2 separate regions of the Mus musculus genome follow, and region 1 is linked to region 2. A link is a loop called in an ENCODE intact Hi-C map of the cell type or tissue named here. Cell type or tissue: heart. All regions are shown on one strand. Links, peaks and the distances in the headings refer to the core of each region. The heading gives the core; the rest is flanking DNA. Region 1 has its middle 27 kb from the start of Gm36109. Region 2 has its middle 190 kb from the start of Gm36109.

Region 1 (8,865 bases), core at 552-8,551, 170 kb after region 2:
TCGGCAGACCTGGGAAGACTGGGAAACAAGGATGATGGGGATAGATTATGTGAAATTCCAAATAATCAATAAAAATTGTATGGTTAAAAAAAAATAGTGAATATTAGGCATTGCCTGACCCTAGTGGAAAACACCAGACAGACAGCAAGTATGATTATACCCATGGCAGATAAAACAAATCAGCTTTCTCACCAATACCCTGCAGGTCCCCTAACCTGTACATGAAAGGTGGGAGAAAGAAGACCCTGGCATTTGGGAGCTGCCCAGGTGTTCACAAGCACAGCCGTGAAGTTCTCTGTTGGACAAAAACCATCTCAGGGGCTGGTGAGATGGCTCAGTGGACAAGAGCATAGACTGCTCTTCTGAAGGTCCTGAGTTCAAATTCCTGAAACCACATGGTGGCTCACAACCATCCGTAATGAGATCTGATGCCCTCTTCTAGTGTGTCAGAAGACAGCTACAGTGTACTTATGTATAATAATAAATAAGTCTTTGAACCAGCGCGAACAGAGACTGAGCAAGACGAGTTGACCAGAGACAGCAGAGGTCCTAAAATTCAATTCCCAACAACCACATGAAGGCTCACAGCTCTCTGTACAACTACAATGTACTCACATACATAAAATAAATAAATCTTAAAAAAAAAAGTCTCAGAAAGACAACGTCAAACAACTAAAAGAGATGAAGCACACAGTTATGGTGGTGGCAGCCTGCAATCCCGGCACTTGGGAAGTGAAAGCAGGAAGATCAGGGGTTCAAAGTCCTCCACAACCACATGGAAAGCTTGAGGCCATTCTGAGCTTCAAGAGACCTCAGAGAGAGAGAAGACAGATGATAGATAGATAGATAGATAGATAGATAGATAGATAGATAGATAATTAAACAACAAATAAATAAGATGACGTTAGTCACATTATAATTTTGTCTAAGCAGACAACTGTAAGGTTATTGTGCTACCCATAAAGTGCCAAACATCTCTTTATTTTGACCAAAAGAGTGACTGTTGAGCCAGCAAGATGGCTCAGTGGGTTAAGGCACTTGCTGCCAAGCCCGATGACCTGAGTTCAATCCTTCGAACTCATGTGGTGGAAGGAAAGCACCAACTCCAAACAGCTGTCCTCTGCCTCTCTGTCTCTGCCTGTGGCTCTGTCTCTCTCCATCTCTGTCTCTCTCCACCATCTCTGCCTCTCTGTCTCTGTGTCTGTCTGTGTCTGTCTCTGTGTCTGTCTCTCTCTCTCTGTCTCTCTCTCTCTGTCTCTCTCTCTCTCTCTCTGTCTCTCTCTCTCTCTCTCACACACACACACACTCACACACACACATACATACACACACACATAAACACATGCCCACATACTTTTACACAAAATAAGGAAGTAAACATAACAAAAGTGACTGTTCACTTTTAGCCAATGATGCCTATTTTCTCAGTCTTGCCTTGGCTGGGAACGAGCAATAATCATCTGTAATACATTTTGTTTGCTAAAGACGCCACAAAAATCAATGTAGGTTCAGAGCCTCACCCTGCAGAGTCACACTGCAAAGAGCATGGGTTTTGGAGAGAGGTGAGGGAGGTACCATGGCAAGCAAGGCTTACGTGGTCAACATCAGCAGTCCCTACCCTTGAGCGCACCTCGGACTCTCAGGATTTATGAAGCTGATCTTCAAGGGGTTTAGACATTTTCTCAAATTAGCTCCAGAATCTGTTCTTCCTCGTGTACATTAAAGAACACTCTTGGATTCATGTGACTCTCTTTCCTTAAATTCTACTTTCTTTGACAGTAATATTGTCATCCCCTGCTTTCCAAAGTGAATTTTTTATGAGTCTTCTTAGGCCATAAGTGAAAGATGATCATTCATTCAAGTTTCTAATGGAAAAATATTTAAAACGCTTTATTTTAGTGCACAAGTATAGTTCACCCACCAATATTTCCTCTTTCGTTCAAATGAACCTACAACATTATAACCGACATATTCTAAATTATACATTTAAGGGATTCATAGTAGGCTAGTGTAAGAATACTGCCTGGGGCTGGGGTGAAGTTTAATTGATAGAGTTTGCCTGGCAAGCACAAAGCCCTGGGCGCAATCCTAGCACCACACAGACCAAGTGCAGTAACACACACCTAGAATTCTAGCACAGTGGGAAGAGGCAGGAAGGGCAGAAGTTCAAGGTCATCCTTGGCTACATAATGAGTTCAAAGCCAGCCTGGACTCCAGGAGACCCTATCTTAGAAGGGAAAAAAAAAGTGTAGATGTTCATAAAAATATAAATGACCAGCTGGGCGTGATGGCCCATGCCTTTAATCCCAGCACTTGGGAGGCAGAGGCAGGCGGATTTCTGAGTTCAAGGCCAGCCTGGTCTACAAAGTGAGTTCCAGGACAGCCAGGGCTATACAGAGAAACCCTGTCTCGAAAAACCAAATATATATATGGGCCAAGTTCAGAAGCTCACCCCAAAATTTGTTAATGTTGGCTGGAGAGGTGGCTCAGTAGTTAAGAGTGCTCACTGACTGCTCTTCCAGAGGTCATGAGTTCAAATCCCACCAACCACATGGTGGCTCACAACCATCTTTAATGAGATCTGATGCCCTCTTCTGGAGTGTCTGAAGACAACTACAGTGTGCTTATATATAATAAATAAACAAATCTTTAAAAAAAAAAACTGTTAATGTCACCTAGTGTCACCTTCTCCTGCTTTGAAATCTGTCTGGATACTCACTGAACTCCAAAAACATTTCCTGTTTTAAAACCACAAGTGTAAATGAAATCCCTTTTAATAAGCTAAAGTTGTTGTCCCAACCTTTCTGCTAATTAAGACAAAATGCATGGAAAATATCTAATTTTCCTTCATCATTTAGAGATAAACAGATCCGCTTTATTTTATAATGTCTGCAGGACATGTCACATGTCTTTCCACTTGGACTTAGCCAGACCACTATATGGATCGTTTAAGCCCAGTCCTCTCCAAAGGTCATGTGTATACCATACTACCTTTGTGGAGGAGTAACATGGTCCTGTTGTGTGGGAACTAAAAAGGGGGCCCTGGAAAAGAGAGGGAGGAAAAGGCCCACGCCCCGCCAGAGTTCCACTTTTGCTCTGGACAGGCAGGTGTGGTGGGAGGGCTGCCAGACTCTTTCCACTCAACCCCGGGTGGGCATCCAAGCCTCTGACCCACTCTTCAGGGGGTGGACAAGGGGCTGCCCAACCTGGGAGCCCCAGAGCTACTCTCTAAAGCCCCGGGGTTATGGGAGACATGGAAGAGAGATGAGAGGTTCCCACACCGGCAAGAGTGAGTGCAGTGGATCTAACTGGAGCACAGGAAGGCCTTCTAATGGGAGATTAGAAATGGCTCATTAGGAGAAAGCCTGTCCCATCCTCCAAGCTCAGTGGGCCTTGATGAGCAGAGACACTCTAAGGTTTTAGAGCTCTTTTATAGAAAGGCAGGGAAAAAGAGAGAAGGTAGAAAAGAGAGAGGGGGAAAGGCTAGAGAGAGAGAGTAAGAGTGAGAGGAGAGGAGAGGAGAGGAGAGGAGAGGAGAGGAGAGGAGAGGAGAGGAGAAGACAAAAAGAGAAGAGAGAGGAGTGAGAGAGGAAAGAAGACAAAGAGAGAGAAGAGAGGAGTGAGAGAAGTGAGAGAGCAAGGAGAGGCCAAACAGCCCCTTTTAAAGTATGCTGTCTTATTTTACTGTTGCTAGGTAACTGGAGAGGAGTTTAGCCTGAAGGTCAGAAGCTTGGGCCATTGCATACGTGACTTCTAGTCATGCTTCTCTTGTGGGGGCTGTGGGGGGTGGTACCTTGGGCAGGAGCCAGAGTTCCAGGAGCATGAGGGAATGCCCACTGTGTCATGTAGATGAATTATCACCATTCCGGGGTTCAGATCTCAGCTCAACTGGAGACCAGCCTGTCTGTGAATAGCCCAATGCCCCACACTGTTGTTCATACTATAAAAACAAGTCCCTTTAAGTGGATATAGCTCTTTATTGGGTCCTATATTCGTCTTTACTCTTTTACTCTCATTGTGTCTCTTGCTATTTTAAAGATGTTTGGTTTTTTGTTTTGTTTTTTTTTAATTATGGGGCAGTGCCCACGGAGGCCAGCAGAGGGCAGTGGATCCTCTTAGACCTAGAGTTGCAAGTGGTTAGGAGCCACCAGATGTGAGATTTAGAAACTAAATACTGGTCCTTTGCAAGAGCAGTATGTGCTCTTAACTACTGAGCCATCTCTCCAGCCCTCTTTGTACCTCTTTAAGGAAACAACTGTGCCCAGCCTCCTGTCCTTCCAAGTTTGTAGCACACAGCACAATCACCACTTTTTACGACTGATTTTCAGTCTTGCCTTTCCTGTCAATAACGGACTCCACTGGGCAGAGAGAGTTTTCACTCTATATTCCCAGCAGCAGGCATATAATGGGGGCCCAAAGAATTATATGAAGTTGAACAAAACAAAAGCTGCCTATCTTTTTTTAAATCACCTTCTATTAGAGATTAACATACGAGGTACAGTGTGGCATGTTGTACATTTATTTAATCCCAACAAGCTGGAGGCAGAAAAGTCTCAATGAGTTCCAGGCAGACCTTGTCTACATAGAAAGATCCAGAATAACCAGAGTTACATTGAGATCCTGTCTCAATAACAACAACAGCAACAGTTACATTTGAGGAGTGGGAAAGGAGTCATAACTGAGTGAGATCAGGAAGGGCTCTTTGGGTTGCTGTGAATATCCTTTTTATCTGGAAGGACTTTGGGGGCATGTTCACTAGATAATCATTACTGAGCTTTCTAACATGCTTCCTGTTGTATATTATAAACCAGCAGCCTGAGGGGTCAGGGAGGGAGGTCCTTGCTGGGCCCTACCAAGGTGTCACCCTGAACAGTCATATGTCAAGCCTAATATAAAAGGGAGTTTATTTGGATCCTGGGAAGGGGGTAGAGGGAGAGGAGGGAGGAGGGCAGAGAAGGACAGAAAGAGAGAGGCGAGAGGAAGAGATAAAGAGGGGAAGAGACCAGCCAGGGACACAGAGAGAGGAAGGAGAGGGAAAGGGAGAGGGAAAGGGGGAGGGAGGAGAGAAACGTCCATTTTATAAGCTCAATGGCTAGCTTGTACCTGTCTGTTTCTAGCAGTTAACTGCAGGTCACTGTTGGGCAGAGCCTAGAGGAAATGCTAACACTTCCTCAATGTGATCCACTTAGCAACAAGTTTAAGTCTATCATCACTCTGAAAATGAAAGAAGTATTTGAAGATTGTTTTAAAGAATAATAGGTTTTAGTTCCTGAGCATGTAAAGTTAAACTGAAAGTGGGATCCGCAACAGTCTCTTACATTAAAAAGTGCTCAAGCCAGGTACTTGGTGCGAATCTGTAACCCCGCCCTGGAGAGGTCATATAGCCTGGGCTACATGCTTAACAGGTATCAGTTCTTCAGCAAGCAAGAGTCTCTGTCTCTCTCTCTCTCTCTCACACACACACACACACACACACACACATACACACACACATACACACACACACATACACACACACATACACACACACATATACACACACATACACACACACATGCACACACACATACACACACACATACACACACACATATACACACACATACACACACACACACACACAGGAGCTCTTTCCTGTTCCTTGTCTGTTTACAGCTCCTGCTTGAAGCTGTGTTTTCATCACGTAACTCCCAGTTGAGGCACTCACCAGGGGAAGACAGACCTCCAAAGCTCAAGCCCATGGTGTCTGTGTCTGTGCTGACAACACGGAGTGCCTCTGGTCCACCATTTCTCCAACATGGAGACGGATCATTGGGGCATTTGTTAAAGTGGAAGTCTCCTGAGCCCCAATACTGGACGGCCTGACTAGGTCAGGGAATAGGGTAAATTTGAGTGAGAGTCGTCCTGTCCAGTCCAAGCTGACCTCAGACTCCTGAGCTGGCGTCACAGGCAGCCATGCAGCTCCAAGCCTAACTCTCCAAGTCATTCAGAAGACTGTACTCAGAGAACACTCTAGGCTCCGAACCTTGCTTTCTATAACAAAATTGGTAGGGAGACAGGCGCTGTCTCATACTTCTGGTAAAGAATATACAAGGGCTGGAATAAAGGCTGCCGTCCCCTTCTCCAGTGTTATTGCTGTGACTCCGTACTGTGTAGCTCAGGCCCCTGAAGAAATCTGGCCTGGGGGGCTGGTGAGGTGGCTCAGTGGGTAAGAGCACCTGACTGCTCTTCCGAAGGTCCAGAGTTCAAATCCCAGCAACCACATGGTGGCTCACAACCATCTGTAACAAGATCTAACTCCCTCTTCTGGAGTGTCTGAAGACAGCTACAGTGTACTTACATATAATAAATAAATAAATCTAAAAAAAAAAAAAAACAAACAAAACAAAGGCCTGATGGATTAAAGGGGTTGACCCCACCCCTTCTTTCTTTAAAAAAAAAAAAAAGAAAGAAAAGAAACCTGGCCTGAAGCTTGGCTCACTCCACAGAGCCTTAAGACCTTTTCACACATGAAATGGATTAGCTGGAGAGACCCCAAAGCCCATCTGTGCATTTGTTAAGAATGCAGACCCAGCCACTGTGGAAACCTAATTTAAATCACAGTGGTAATATTTACATGCTGTAATATTTACGTGACTCCGTGACAATTACTTGAAGCCTGCGTGCTTTACTTTCTCCTCATGTAAAGAGGTAAAACAACACATTTGCCTCATGGTGTGAAGAATTGCATGTTAATAAAACACTAGCACCGAGCTCAGTAAATAATGAGGTCCCAGTAAGCAGTGGCTATTAATCCATCTTAAAACATGGCACCACAACCGCATTCCTCACTCAGAAAGTTCTGCGCTGTGCTGTTCCACGTGATCACCTGGAAGTGCTCGCTTGAACAGCACATTTCTGGAACTAGCAAGACCTAGTGGATCCCAACAGCCGTGGGACCCAGAAGTTTACATTGACAAGCAAGGAACCCAGATCCTTCCTTTATATACAAAAGCGTGAGTTACATTTGACTAGGGCCATAGAGAGTGTTTTTATCAATGAAAACTCCGTATCACAGAAGGCCAGGCACAATTGAACGCTAATTTAATATAAATACGAAATAAGTGAGCGCCACCTACTGGTTCATTTTAGAATGCTCAGCTGGCGTTGGGAAGATTCTCAGTGGTTCACAGCTCTTCAGAGGACCTGAGTTTGTTAAATCCAGCTCCAGGGATCCAACACCTCTGACCTCTGAAGGCATCAGCACTCATAAGCACACACACACACACACACACACACACACACACACACACACACACCGACACATACACCACATACACACGTATATAATAAGAATGCAAGGCTGGACCTGTGAGATAGCTCAGTGGATCCCCGAGACCCATGTTGGTAAGAACTAACTACTGAAGGTTTCCCCGTGACCTCCATGTGTGCACCATTACACACTCTCTCACACACACACACTCACATACACACTCACACACGCCAGTCAATCAGCAGGACACAGCCTAAGGTTGATTCAAATCCTTTCTCCCTAATTGATTTTGCCTTGAAAATATAGATTGATCCTAAAGGTATCCAAATTGCAGAAAAAGCAGTCTCCTCTTGAGAGGAAATACAAGCATGCAATTTCTTTAACTAGGAGAGAACTTTGAAAATTAAAGCATTTCTGCAGTCTGAAGTTAATGTATCTAGTAATTCCTGTCATTTCAAGTCACTGCTGAAACAGTAAAGGAAGACATATCCTTCATCCAATCGCCCATGGCGATACTAAAAGGAAAAACAGAACCGCTAAATACCTTAAAACCTTACAGTGAAACACCACAGAGCTCCCTCCCTTCCGACACTGCTTCCCCTGGTCCCGGGGGAAAGGAAATTGGGACAGGTATTCTTGTCCTGGTGTTCTATTTGATTCTCGTCCCAACACTGCCACCTGCAGGAAAAGATTTGGAAAGCTGACTCTCCCACTCCAAAAATTACTCAAGACCCTGAACCCAACCAGCTGTTGCTATGTCGTTGTGGGGATTTTTTTTTTTTTTTTTTTTTTGGTTTTTTGTTTTGGTTTGTTTTGGTTTGGTTTTTTAACTTTTTTTGATTTATTGATTCTTTGTGAATTTCACACCGTGCGCCTCCACCCTTGAAACCTCCCTAACAGAAGGAAATAATTTTTAAAAATAAATAAATAATAAGCAAGACAAAGCATGGAAAACAGCTTATTGTGGAAGCTGTAGTGTGTCACACTGTGTCACACAGTCTATCCCTCTGTCCACACATCTTCACTTGCAAATGTTCATCGAGGTCTCTGGCTTCTGTGACATCATCAGTCTGTTATCCTATTGTTGCCCTGAGTCACGGAGATCCTGCACCTTTGGATCAGCAAGACTGGCCCTTTCATTCATACCAACCTTACACTGATGGTTTAGATTTTGCAGTGGGCCAACTCGGAGCCCTGGATCCGGGCCTGGGTGGCAGCTGAGCTGGCAGGCACACCAACTTTCCCTTATACACACCACCAGGACAAGTTCTCCAACACAGCTCTGGCTAGGCCACCCAATGCCACCATCAGCAGGAGGCAGGGTCAGCTCTCTTGCTTTTACGCCCTCCGGAATGGCTCACCCACGCCTGCACCACCAGGGTCAGCTCCACTGTGCGTTACATGAGCGAAGGGCCGGCTCTCCAAAGAGCCAAAGCCAGCAAGGGGCAGAGCCAGTTCTGCACAGCCCCTGTGGTCCCCCGCAGCTACCCCAACCAGGAACATCCCCATGTTCTCTAGTGGTAATAGAAGCCACGGACATCAACACTGACCAGTGCTGCTGCTGAATAGCCATGATCCCAAACACGGCCCTAAGTTGCGGCTAGGGCTGGGAC
Region 2 (8,865 bases), core at 563-8,562:
AGACCTTGCATCAAAAGACAACCACTTATTCTAATCTGAGACCACTCTTCTTCCAACTGGGTTGGTCTCAGGTATCCTATGAAGTTAAAGCAGCCCAACAAAGACCCTTCACTCCCAGATCCAAAGACTGCCTGGAGCCAGATGAGCAACAGCTATGAAAAAGGACCAAATTTTAGTTCAAAATTAATTGTATTGTTCTGTAGCTCAGCAGAGTGTCCACCTTTTCTTGGTCATGTACCCTGACATGATGTACAGCCTCAGCTCAGGTGCACTCAAGGGGAACACCGGGCTGTGCACTGAGACCTTCAAAACTGTGAGCCAAAAGAAATCAATTCTCTTTACAACTGATTGTTTCAGCTATTTACCATAGTGGCAGAAATGCTTGAAAATATGGCCAGTCATACAGGAGATCATACAAAGGAAAAAAAAATAAACTCAAGGATATGGGAGTGTGTGTAGGGAAGGGAGGGAGGGAGGACATTGCAGAGGTAAATGTCAGAACAGAAACTGAGAGAGAGGGAAAAATAGACTTGCTGCACAAACTCAACAGTCATGTAGTATGTTCACTATGTGCTCTGATGTCAAGGTTATAACTGGAGAAATGGCATCCTGTCACTCACTGTGCAAGAGATACTGTAGACAAGGAAGAAATTATATCTAACTTGAAGAAGCAGGTGATACTGTAGGAACGTGCTACAAAGAGAATCCTAACTCAGCCCAGAGGCACTGAGAAAGACTTCTAAGAGGAATCAATATTAAAGATGAGACCTAACAAATGTGCTGTGCAAAAATCACCCATGCAAACACAAGGTCACAAGCCATGGAAGGTGACGGCGGCTGCTTTGCAGCTTTGAACCCTGTGTGTGGTTTGCCAACAGCATGACCATGAGAGAGTTACCCATTCTCTGTGCCCCGTGGTCTAACACAGTGAGTGGGAATCACAATCCCCTCCGTGTAGAACTCTGAGATGAGTATATTAAATAAACAAAGAGCCTTGTGACTCGTGACTGCATCAAAGGAATGACTGATTTTTTTTTTTTAAGAAATAAGAAGGAACAGTCTGTGCAAAGGCTTAAATGTAAGAGAATCATGATGGTAGGTCAGCATTGCCAGAGCAGTGGGGAAATTTAAATGATGGGCCCAGAAGAGGAAAGCAGAGTCAAAGAGGGATGACGGGTGCAGGGTGGTGAGTCACAGATCTGGAGAGCGCCATCATTAAAACCTCAGTGTCTCTCAAAGGCTCAGATGTTAGTGGATTGGTACCCAAGCCCCCTCAGCCCAGGGTTCAAAGCAATGAGGTCAAGCAATTATTGACTACAATCTCCATAACTAAGAGCCAAAAGAAACCTTTCTTCTTTATAAATCGATGGCTGCATGTCACTGTTATAGTACAGGAAAGCGGTCTAACATGGTGAGAAACCCACGGCGTTATCCTAGAAGAAAAGTCACAGCAATTATCTCACAACCATAGCAGAGATGAGATTTGAATGAGAGCTTAAAAGACGGAGACACCAAGTGAGAGACAGCTGGGGGCAGGAATGTGAAACAACAAAGATGCCAACATTCTAACAATTGTAGTGGGTAGTAGTGGAGTCCACCAAATAGGAGGGTAGAAAGGGAACTTCTGTCTTTTGGGGAACTCAACTTCTCACCTACCACTCACCTGTGTCTCAGTAAGCAGGTGGGTATCCTAGATTGAACATTTAGAACCTAGGACCCACAGAACATTTAGAACATTGGACATTTAGAACCTCAGAACCACAGTCCACGAAGATGCTCCATAGTTTGTCACTGTGGATTTGTAACACATGTTCTAAACAGGATTAATCCTTAATGCATTCAAAAGAGAGTGGAGACTGAACTGTGTAATACTGGCCTGCATGGCTTCACCAGACCATTCCAACTCCGTCATCTAGAATCCCACCTTCACCAGCTATCAGGTACCTGATATCTATGAAAGTGTGTATCCTCGAGGTTAAAGGCATAGGGCCAGAAAGTCCTGGGTTCAAAGCCAAGTTCTGAAGCTTGCTAGCTAAATAACAATAGGCAAGGCAAGTTATAAATCTCTATAATCTACCTATTTTGATTTGAGTTTGGGTTTTTGAGAGATGGTCACATTGCAGCTCAGTCTGGCCTCATGATCACTGTGTAACTAAAAAAAATAATCCTGAATTTCTCATCTTCCTTTGCCACTTCCCAGGTGCTGTGACTATAGGAGCAGGCTATCACATCCAGTTTTATGCAACACTGGGGATCAAATCCAGGACCTCACATATACCAGGCAGGCAGTCTACCAACTGCCCTAAATCCCCACACTCCCAGGCACCTTGATTTCTTAAAATGTAAACTTTAGATTAAAGGGGTATTCTCAACTCACACAGTTGTTACAAGGAATGAGATAATTCCAGGCATAGTCCTTCCTGAGGCTTGCCAGATCTGCATGAACTATGAATTAGGTAATATATTTTTCCTTTAAATCAATCCATGGTTTCACTTAGCAGGAAGCATTATATTGCTGCCACAAATGAAAGCCGTAGATTGATAGCAACCATAACAATAGCAGGAAGAGTCGTATGAAATTTTCATCTTAGTCAATGAAACTAAAAATCAGTTAAACTCTGATAAAGTACCTTTTGCAACTGGGGGTTCTGGGCCTCAGGCTGCCTTCTCTGTATTAATATTAAAATTAGCAAAGATATAAAAAAAAATAAAGTTAAAAATACCCAGGCTTCAAACTGAAACTTTCTCCTTGAAGTAAGCAGAAAAAGAAATAAAAAGGTAACGTTGGGATTCAGCGTTATTCAGAGCTGTGACTGGGCATCACTGAGAACATTCTCTCATTGCACATACGCCATAGTCACACGTGGTTCAGTGAGGTCAGGTCCTCAAAGCGCTCAATACTAGGATTGGTCTGAAGTAAATGCAAAAGGGGACATTTTTTTTAATATCAGTGACATGACAGTCCCCTGCACAGTCCACCACCAATCACACTGGGTCCTGACAACCTGGTACATGTCAGCAGAAGCTTCCAGAAGCTGCAAAGTCTTACATGTTTTTCAAAGCCATTTATGTAATGGTACATCTTTAGTTCATCCTTTTCTGTCTATGTTCAAAACCCCCCTTCATGTGACCTTGGATCTCATCCCTCCCTCTGTGATTCCTAACTCTTCAGGATATATTTGGGAACCCTGCTCTGAGGACCTTCTCCTGACCATCAGCCCCATGCTGTTCAAAGGTAACAGCCCTTCTTTACCTGGTTGTTTGGACCAAGTACATAAAGTTCAGTGGTGATGATGACAGTGCTGTCTTCTTCCCTCAGTTACACATTTCCAGAAGCCAGGGACTAAACATCTATCTTGGTAGCACAAGAGATGCCTGGTTGGTTTTTATATATATATAGTAATAAATATTGCATGCATGGATGATGGATGGTTGGATGAGTGGGTACATGGATGAACAGATGGATAGATAACGGATGTATGGGAAAAATAGAAGGAGAAGAGATGGAAGAGGAGAACAAGGAAGGAAGGAACATTTATGGATTGTATTACTTCTGACTTTCTCTGTTCCTAAAGAGAAAGGACAAGGAAAGCACGACAAAGCTCACTAAATTCCCCGCTGTCCAATTTCTGTACATCACCTTCACACCTTGTTCCTGGCATTTTCCTCGTCTTACAAATACCTAAGGGCTGCTGTAGCCTTCACAGAACACCTTGACTCCCTGCCAGAAAGCTAACACAGCTAAGAATAAAGGGAAAATAAGTAAACCACAACAGCGAAGTCTCACACTTTGAAGTCTGGGAAAGGAATTCCAAACGGGAGCTGAACTCGAAACCAAATGTTTGGCCTTCAGTGACAACCAGCTACTTGGCTGCGAGCCTCAGGCCCTTCTGAGACCACTTAGAAAATGTAGCCCTGGGCTCTTCCCTTCTCAGACATGGGAGAAATGACTGCCAAGGAAAGCAAACATCACACTTCCTACCTACTCCCTGAAGGTTATTGCTTGAGTTTGATTGCCTTCTGCCTTGGGAACTTTCCAAGTAGTTTCTTGGGAACAATGTGTGCTCAGGGAGGGTTTAGACAAGCCAGATGTGTTACTTTTCTGTTGCTATATAAAATATCCTGACAAATGCAATGTAAAAAATAAAGCGTTTATTTTGGCTTATGGTTCCAGAGGGATAGAGTTCACCTCCTTGTGATGGGGAAGGCAGAACATGGCTGCCAGGGTGGGAAGCTGGCTGATAGCATTTCTAGCTACACACAGAAAGCAGAAAAACAGAATAGGAAGTGGATGGCAGACTATTAATCTTAAAAGTCTACTCCAAGTGACACACTTCCCATAGGAAGGGGCTCTACCTCCTCAAGTTCCCATGACCTATTCAAGCAACTCCAGTTGGAAACCAAGTGTTCAGATAGATAGATAGATAGATAGATAGATAGATAGATAGATAGATAGATAGATAGAGATAGAGATAGAGATAGAGATAGAGATAGAGATAGAGATAGAGATAGAGATAGAGATAGAGATAGAGATAGAGATGTGTGTGTGTGTGTGTGTGTGTGTGTGTGTATTACATTCACACACTCATATCTATATACACAAATGCAGGGTGGAGAGCACTTTTAATATAGAGGATGAGATTTCTCAGGAATCTTTGTCTGACCACACATATCATATACTTATATACCCTGACCCTTGGAACAAAGTGAGCTTAAAATAATAGAAATATTCCCAGAAAATAATGCAAATGTTCCTCATATGTCCCAAGGTCTTGAGATGAATAAATCAACCCTATAACTTCTCAGAGATCCTCCTACACTGTATGAACATCTCTAGTGTGAGAGGCCCATCCCACTCCTGTTTCTCACTATCACACCACTCTATATTATAATGAGTCAATTTAAAAAATCTATCTCCCCGTCTCTTGTGTCCACTGGTTAGTCCGAGATTTAATCTTTCCAGCATCAAGCCTTTTACAGAGATTTTGATGTTAAATCAGAACATGTAGGTCCCTGAATAGAAAGCATCCAATTAACCCGACTGGGTGGTTAAAAAGATGTACATTGCTTCCATCAGTCATTCACCTCAAGAAAGACAAGGTCAGTCTTTATCTTAAAAACAGAGAGGATACCTTAATCATGACAAATCTGCAGCACACATCAAAACAATAAGCTTGCGGAAGGAAAATGCCCTCGGTTAGGTAAATTAGAATGAGTGCCTCAATAGGGGCCCATTGCCTTGACAGGAGCAGAGAGGAAAGCTTGTCTCTGTTGAAACCCCTTCAAAAAAGGCAGCATTGATTAGAAGCCGACAAGTATTTGTGTCTGAAGAGCAAAAATAAGCAGAAAATAAAAGGGATGCCTTGACATCTTTCCACTCCACAGCACACATAACACACATGCCAACTTACAGCTGTAGACAACTCTCTTTGTGCCTTTCTTTAAAACATCATTGGCTAACTTGGCCCTCATGGATAGCCTGTTATAAATATATATATATGAGACAGAGACAGAGAGACAAAGAGAACAGACAGGAAGGCAGAAATCTAGAAGTCTGTCTTAAGTGTCTCCCTCAGTTATCCTTCACCTTGCTCTCACTTTTAGTGGGAACTCACCAGTTTGCCTTGGTCTGCTAACCAGTGAAGCCCAAGGATCAGCCTGTCTCTTATCTCTCAGCATTGGGATTACAAGAGCATCCCCCAATACCAGCTTTTTTTTTTCATTTTACTTGTGGGTGGTTTGCCCGAATGTATAAGTGTATGTGTGTCCACCCCATGCATGCTCAGTGCCCAAAGAGGCCAGAAGAGGGTGTCCCATCCCCTGGAACTGGAGTTGCAAATGGTTGTGAGCTGGCATGTGGGTGCTAGAGCTCAAACTATGATATGAGGAGCAGGAAGGTAAATCTAAATGCCCATGCCCTAGGTTCTTGGGGTTTCTCACCTCCTGGAGTCCCACAGAGTTAGCATTGAAATGTGATAAGATTAACTATTAAACTGTAGGGGGACCAGTGAACCCAGAAGGCAGGCTCTACACACTCACCTGCTGGATGACCTCACTATACAGCCAGGAATAAGGAAGCCAGAGGGCTAGGAATTTCACAACTCACTGGACTCACCCCAAGAGAAAAAGAACTTGCTTGTCTTTGGACTTGCTCTTTCAATAGAAGCTTCTACCTAGAGCTGTCAGAAGGCGATGGCAGGCCTAAGGAAAAAAGACAAGAGACTTCAGAACCCTATTATACTGTCACTGTTGACATTATGAAATGATTTTTCTGAACACTAATGAAAATGTCTCTTATTAAAGGCATCTCATTCTCTTTCTTACTTTTCAGTGTTTCCCAAGAAAACTTATAGAGCCAATGGTCCCTCAGCTTATAAAGGGTCAAATGACAATTTTTCAGCTTTATCATGCTATAAAAGTGGCACGCATACATAGAAAGCATACTTGAATTTTGGTGTTTGCCTAAACTAGAAATAAGCACTGTTACAATGCTCTCAGGATGGTGGGCAGCATTGAGCTGCTCTCTGTCAATCACAAAACAGTGAGGATAAAGGACCACGACTCTACCATGTTCTCTGTTAATAAAACAGCATAGTCCTTGGATCAGGGCTACTTAAATGTCCCACTTGCTATTATTTTCCATATATATTATAAATCAAACACTAAACAAAGCATTAATTTATTTTAAAGCAATTCTTTAACATACATTAACTTTATCATCTATTAATAATGAAAGTAAATGTTCTTACCAATGGGATGAAGGTGCTTGTATATTTTTACACAAAAATTTAACTCTTGGCTAAATAGTTGGTTAATAGACACAGACCATTGTCAGCATTTTTCAGGTCTGTTCAATAATTTAATTTTATAATAATGCTGAAAACACTATTTCCCATAAATACATGGTACAAAATCATAGAGGTATATTTATCACCATTTCAGAAATTGTAGACATTTTCTGTTCTAATCTCAAGCCAGAGTTCAAAATCATCACATCTGCAGTGATTTGTGTATATTGTAAAACTCAACTCAAATAACTTTTTGAAGTCAAACCTTCTAACACAATACAATCTAAAGATATATTACTTTGATATTTATATGCTGAGAAATGACAGTGGAAAATCCATCGTTTAAAACTTTGCTTTCCATAGTACAGCAGGCAACACTGTATGCACAGTAAAAACGATTTGTAACATACAGTAGCCTCAAATCTGTACTGAGGTATTTTGGGCAACACTTTTTGGCATTGTGTGGCATGATGCCATGTGCAATGCAAAATGTACATGCTGTATTCAGAATGGAGGCTGTAGTGAACTCACAGGATACAGCATAGACAAGCACTCCCAGAAACAGCCCAGATTAGTTACACATTTGATTTTTTATTTAATTTTCGGTGGTTGTACATTCAGAAACCTTTTACTCATGCCAAACTTTTTACAACCCCCACATTCATTTACAAGATTGACATGGGGTCATAACCCACAATTTAATCATTTTTAGAGGTTGCATTGGAGATGTAAAGATGACTCAGGGGGTAAGTGCTTCTCATGCATGCCTGAAAACCTGAGTTGGTCACTGAAACCCATAGTGGAAGGAGAGAACTGGCTCACAAACACTGTCCTCTGACCTATTCATGAGGACATGCACACATATGCACACACACACACATGCTATGGCACTCACAGCCATGCAAACACACACATGTATAATAATAGTAATAATCGTGATGAAATAATTATACCTCAGTTTGAAAGAAGCTGTATCATACATTATGTGATGGTGAATTTTGTTAGCTTGGTTGTATTAAGAAATGCCTATGGCATTAGAAAAGCACATATTTGGGCAGAAAAGTGAAGACTATACCAAAGAGAATTAACTAATGGGAAAGACATGCTGGATATGGAAGGTACCATCCAACAAGCCAGGTCTCAAACCAAATAAACAAGGCAAAAAAGGGAAAGCAATTAAAGCACCAATGTGCCTTTGTCTCTGGCTTCTGATCTAATAAAATGAGCAAGCAGCCTCTGGCCACCACAGATGGGAGCTGGTCCTCCTACCATGACTTCCTAACTGTGCTGTCCTGTACACCTGAACCAGGAGCCAAAATACACCTTTCCTCCCTTAAGTTGCTTTGTGTCAACTGTCGGTGCACAGCAATGAGAAAAGTAGTCCATATAGATTGCATGTATATAAACATTTTTATTTACAGTATTTTCAATTTATGAAGTTTTTGAACACATAACCTCATCATAAACATATATATATATGATCATGGAAAATTGGCTCGTAGAAGTTCAGAAATCTAGTGATCTGCTGGCCACAAGCTAAAGAGCCAAGAAGTGGAGAGATGTTATTTAGTTTAAGTCTGAAGGTTACAGGAGCAATGATGCTAATCGCAGTGCAAGGGTAGAGCAAAACCAATGTCTGGCCAAAGCAGTCAAGCAGGAAGAGGTGAATCCTTCCTTCAACTTTGTATTATATTTAGCACTTAGTGGAATGAATGATTCCCATCCATGCTGGGAAGGGTGGTCTAATTCTCTGAATTCACCAATTCAAATGCTAGTCTTATCTAAAAAAACACCCTTGGCCAACATATCCAGACAATACTTGATGTGGCCCAGTCAAGTTCGCACATAAAAATTAACCATCACAGATCATTGGTTCTTTTTGGGAAATGTAATTTTTTAGTTAGAGTTCACATTGTGGTGTTCTATACTCACTTTTATTCCGATAAGGAAGAAGGAAGAGTCACAGAAGACACGACACCAATTTTGAGTCCTCACTTCTGCTCTGCAAGGTCTCCCTAAGACTTTCTCTTTCTAGGTTCAATCCATATTTGTCATCTACCGCAAATTTTCCCCAGCC

What was found. Peaks named below come from ENCODE experiments on the same cell type or tissue, not always from the same donor. Only the 100,000 strongest peaks of a DNase experiment are listed, where the experiment ranks them.
Region 1: a loop joins it to region 2, with 2.6 times the contacts of the local background. A loop is called at or near these places in 4 of 42 quality-filtered maps.

The regions. Positions count from the first base shown.
Region 1 is chr11:48,767,779-48,776,643 of GRCm38, forward strand. No RefSeq gene overlaps it. Among named protein-coding and RNA genes, the nearest start is that of Gm36109, 27 kb to the right of the region's middle. In heart, for the core only: CTCF peaks have their summits at 4,097 (motif pointing right), 7,105 (motif pointing left) and 7,938 (motif pointing left); a DNase peak (open chromatin) is centred at 7,903.
Region 2 is chr11:48,601,469-48,610,333 of GRCm38, forward strand. No RefSeq gene overlaps it. Among named protein-coding and RNA genes, the nearest start is that of Gm36109, 190 kb to the right of the region's middle. In heart, for the core only: no CTCF peak of the experiment used is centred there; a DNase peak (open chromatin) is centred at 3,983.